Regions from separate parts of the Homo sapiens genome. Here region 1 is linked to region 2. Evidence: read pairs that join two places in POLR2A ChIA-PET (ENCODE). Cell type or tissue: PC-3. All regions are shown on one strand.

Evidence for each region. Peaks named below come from ENCODE experiments on the same cell type or tissue, not always from the same donor. Only the 100,000 strongest peaks of a DNase experiment are listed, where the experiment ranks them.
Region 1: POLR2A ChIA-PET joins it to region 2 with 8 read pairs; 3 of 35 experiments call an interaction of 5 or more read pairs at or near these places.

The regions. Positions count from the first base shown.
Region 1 is chr5:10,391,857-10,394,356 of GRCh38, forward strand. MARCHF6 (membrane associated ring-CH-type finger 6) reads left to right here. Exons shown (of 26, transcript NM_005885.4): 8 at 2,226-2,287. Among named protein-coding and RNA genes, the nearest start is that of MIR10397, 9.3 kb to the right of the region's middle. In PC-3, no CTCF peak of the experiment used is centred here; no DNase peak of the experiment used is centred here.
Region 2 is chr5:10,266,525-10,269,024 of GRCh38, forward strand. No RefSeq gene overlaps it. Among named protein-coding and RNA genes, the nearest start is that of CCT5, 17 kb to the left of the region's middle. In PC-3, no CTCF peak of the experiment used is centred here; a DNase peak (open chromatin) is centred at 1,237; H3K27ac peaks cover 1,011 bases.

The DNA.
Region 1 (2,500 bases), 130 kb after region 2:
TTTATTTTGGCAAACTGGCATTTATGGATGTACATATGCATAAATATGTTTTTTTCTATGAAACAGGGCATGTTTTGTGTTTTAAAATCCTTTTTACACAGGCCTTTTTTTTTTTTTTGGGAGACTGAGTCTCGCTCTGTCGCCCAGGCTGGAGTGCAGTGGCGCTATCTCGGCTCACTGCAAGCTCCGCCTCCTGGGTTCACGCCATTCTCCGGCCTCAGCCTCCCGAGTAGCTGGGACAACAGGCGCTCGCCACCACGCCCGGCTAATATTTTGTATTTTTAGTAGAGACGGGGTTTCACCGTGTTACCAGTATGGTCTCGATCTCCTGACCTTGTGAGCCGCCCATCTCGGCCTCCAAAGTGCTGGGATTACAGGCGTGAGCCACTGCGCCCGGCCTACACAGGACTTTTTTAATAGGATAGATAGGAAGAAACTATTTTTTAAGTTGGATTAGGTACTACTTTTTTTAAATAAAGGACTTTGATACAGATTCACCTCATTCATTTGCTTCTCTCTTTCCATGTCCCTTGAGTCAGTGCAATTTCTAAGATTGAAAAAGAATCTTGAAGTTTATACTGCAGACAAGATGCCATCTAAATAAATCAACGTCTCGTTTTCTAGCAGTGTAAACTCTAGAATGTAAAATAAGATCCAAGACAGGAGATGGGTAGATCACCTGAGGTCAGGAGTTTGAGACCAGCTTGGCCAACATGGTGAAACCCCATCTCTCCTAAAAATACAAAAATTAGCTGGGTGTGGTGGCGCACGCCTGTAATCCCATCTACTTGGGAGGCTGAGATAGGAGAATCACTTGAACCCAGGAGGCAGAGGTTGCAGGGAGCTGAGATCATGCCACTGCACTCCAGCCTGGGTGACACAGCAAGATTCCGTCTCAAGAAAAAAAAAAAAAGATCCAAGACAGGGTCTACCAGTCAGCTGTTGGTCACTCACTTCCCCTCCTCCCTCCCACCACAGTTTTCCTGTCAAGCTTTGCACTATCTCTAGTTCTACTTGGCAGCCTGATATTTTTGTGTCTCTTTGTGTCACGTACTCTGTTAGACACTGAGCATATAACTGTGACCAAAACATTAGGCTGCTGCATTCCTGGAGTTTCTGGTTTAGTGAAAAAGTAGGAAATACACGTCATGATGAGTGTTGTGCGGGTTGCTCTGAGGATGCTGTTGGGGAGAGACCTATTAATTTACCTTTTTTTTTGAGACAAGGTTTTGCCTTTGAGCCAAGGTCACCTGGGAGGGAGTACAGTGGCAGGAACACAGCTCACTGCAGCCTTGACCTTTTGGGCTCAAGTGATCCTCCCACCTCAGCTCCCCAAGTAGCTGGGACCACAGATGTGTGCCATCATGCCCAGCTAATTTAGTTTTTGTTTTTGTTTTCTTGGTAGAGATGGGTTCTCCCTGTTGTCCTGGCTGGTCTTGAACTCCTGGGCTCAAGTGATCCTCCTGCCTCAGCCTCCCAAAGTGCTGAGATTATAGGCATGAGCCATTGTGCCCAGCCTAGACCTATTTTGAATAAGGTTTTCCAGGTAGCTCAGAGTACCTGGTATTTGAGCTGAGACCTCTGAAGGATGAGAAAAAGCGACTTGTGTAATGGTAACAGGGGGCCTTTGCAGGGGGAGGTCAGAGGCTCTGAGAATACAGCCTGCTGCTACCCTTGAGTCTGGCCGTTATTTCTCTCTCTTGATCTAATACAGTAGCTCCTAACTATTCTTTCTCCTTCCGTTCTTGCTCCACATAGTTCATATTACTCTGCTGCCTTTAAATCTTTTAGTAGTTTTCCCATTACTAAAGAATAAAATCCAGACTCCACATTCCTCTTGTATGATCTGATTTCTGTCTTTCTACTACCCATATCATTAGTCAGAATGTCCTTAGTTCCCTGGCTTCCTTACTTTTCTCAAATCTGCCAGATTCTTTCCTGGCTTAGAGCTATTGAATTCCTCTCTTTCAGATAACCTTATTTATTCCTTTTCTAGCATTTATCTCAATCTAGGATTACCTTACTTTATATGTATTATTTATTTATATGTATGTTTTTATTCTTATTTGTTCCCTGACAAGCAAATACTCAGTATGGAAATGTGGCTTAGCTTCTCAACAACAGCTTACAAAGTACTAAATTTTACTATTTTTAGTGCATTCTATTTTTTTTATTATTTATTATTTTTACTTCAAGTAATCTTTAAATTGCAATTATATTTTCAGATGACATGAATTGGAATGCTTTAGAATGGGACCGAGCTGCTGAAGAGCTTACATGGGAAAGAGTAAGACCTTTTTCTGTCAAGTATCCTGGTGTTTTAATCCTAAAATATATTTTAAACTTTGGTGTATTTAGATGTATACACTAATGTTATCGTTACAGTTGATGAAAAGTTACTAGAATTTTCATTCCTAGTGAAAGTTAAGTGATATATTGTTTATGGTCAAAATATTGTGATGTTGGTGGCTTTTTTTGGTCTTACAAAATCTTGCTCCAT
Region 2 (2,500 bases):
CATGTATTACTGCTGGTTCCCGATTTCTACACCTGCTAGATTCATTGGAGGTTTGTTAAATGTCCTGTTTTTAATTTCAGCCTACTCAATTTCTATGTGGGGGCAGTTCCAGGATGTCCTGTAGGTGCCAGATTTCATGGACGCTCAAGTCCCTGATAAAAATCGTGGTATTTGCATATAACATACATCCTCCTGTATACTTTAAATCATCTCTATTATTCATAATATCTAATATAAATGATATGTAAGTGTCATACTGTATTTAGGGAGTAATGACAAGAAAAAATCTACATGTTCAGTACAGATGCAATTTTTTTCTCTGAATGTTCTCAACCTGAGGTTGGTTGAATTCAGATGAGGGTCAACTCTGCAAGCAGCCGCTGTGAGGCACAAATGTCACAGGGAGGGCTAAGAGGCCCATCTCTCTGTTACATTGGACTGAATTTCTTGACTCTCATTTTCTTTCTCTAGGTGAAACAGCTCCAACAGATTGAGGGTTGGGGGGTGTGGCCAGAGGAAGGTGACACGGTAGTAACTGACTAATCAGTAATTTGTAAGCATGGAGAAGTTTCTCCAACCTAGGTGTTCCTTGCAGGCAGTCTTGGCAGAATGGGGTCATCTAAAAGCACCAGAAAAGTGGGGACCAAAGGCAAATGGCCGAGAAAGTGTTGAAGGGCAGGAAAAGTGGGGAAAACACGACAAGGTAGTAAAAATATAAATGTGTGTGCCCTATCACTGCTCTAAATGGTTTATGTACATTAAAACTGGTTTTCAAAGTCTGCTCCATGGATCCCTCGGGGTCCTGGGTCTTTCCAAGGGGCCTATGAGTCAAATGTATTTTCCTACACTGAAGTTACTGCCCTTTTCACTGTGTTGACTTTTGCACTGATGGTGCAAAAGCAGTGACCATTAAAACCACACCTTAGTGTGAGTCAGGTAGTGGCACCATACACTTTCAAAAAGAAAATCATCTTTTTGGCCAGGTGCAGTGGCTCGCACCTGTAATCCCAGCACTTTGGGAGGCTGAGGCAAGAGGAGTCGCTCTAGCCCAGGAGTCAGAGACCAGCCTGGGCAACATACACCCTGTCTCTACCAAAAATAAGTTAGTTGGGCCTGATGGCATGCTTATATGGTCCCAGCTACTTGGGAGGCTGAAGTGGGAAGATCCTTTTGAGCCCAGGAGGTTGAGGGTGCAGTGAGCCATGGTCACACCACTGCAATCCAGCCTGGATGACAGAGCGAGACTCTTTCTCAATAATAAAGTATGAATCTTTGACATTGCATAATGAAATGTGTCAACAACCGGAAGATCTGCTCACTAGACCAATATTTGCCAAATATGCATATGATGTTACAGCATCATGCATAGGTACCAGACCTTTTCAAGATGCAAGATGGACCAGTGTGACAGAAGAAAGTGTATTCAGTCTATCACTTGTTGGGTTTTGGTGCAATATCGAAGAATATCCAGTTTTGTGAAAGGCAATTAAAATACTTCTCCCTTGTCCAACTACATATCTGTGTGTGGCCAGATCTTCATATTCCAGAACATGCTGTGGCCAGACACAGTGGTTCATGCCTGTAACCCAAGCACTTTGGGAGGCTGAGGCAGGAGTATCGCTTGAGCCTAGGAGTTCGAGACCAGCCTGGGCAACAAAGTGAGACTCTGTCTCTACACAAAAAAAATTGTTTAATTAGCAGGGCATGGTGATGTGTGCCTGCAGTCTTACCTACTTGGGAAGCTGAGAAAGGAGGATCCCTCGAGCCCAGGGGGTTAAGCTGCAGTGAGCCATGACCATGCTGTTACTGGCGTTGAATCTGCACAGGTCTGCAACAGCCTCAATTCTCGCCTCCTCAGAAGAAAGAATTCGGCTGAGGGGCATAACGCAGGAGAGACCAAGGCAAGTTTTAGAGCAGGAGTGAAAGTTTGTTAGAAAGCTTTAGGCCAGGCGCGGTGGCTCACGCCTGTAATCCTAGCACTTTGGGAGGCCAAGGTGGGCAGATCACTTGAGGTCAGAAGTTTGAAACCAGCCTGGCCAACGTGGTGAAACCCCGTCTCTACTAAAAACACAAAAACATTAGCCGGGCATAGTGGCAGGAGCCTGTAACCCCAGCTACTCAGGAGGCTGAGGCAAGAGAATCGCTTGAACCAGGGAGGCGGAGGTTGCAGTGAGCCGAGATCACGTCACTACACCCCAGCCTGGGTGACACAGCAAGACTCCGTCTCAAAAACCAAAAATAAAAACAAAAAGCTTTAGAGCAGGAATGAAAGAAAAGTACACTTGGAAGAGGGCCAAGCGGGCAACGAGAGATCCAATGCAGGGTTGGGCCTTTCAACTTGGGGTTTTATATGTTGGCGTACTTCCAGGGTCTTGGGTTACTTCTCCCGATTACACCCCAGGCATGGGCTGTCGCATACACAGTGGCCTGCCAGCACTTGGGAGAGGAGCAGGGCAGTGTGTTTACTGGAGTTCTACACATGCTCACTTGAGGCCTTCTT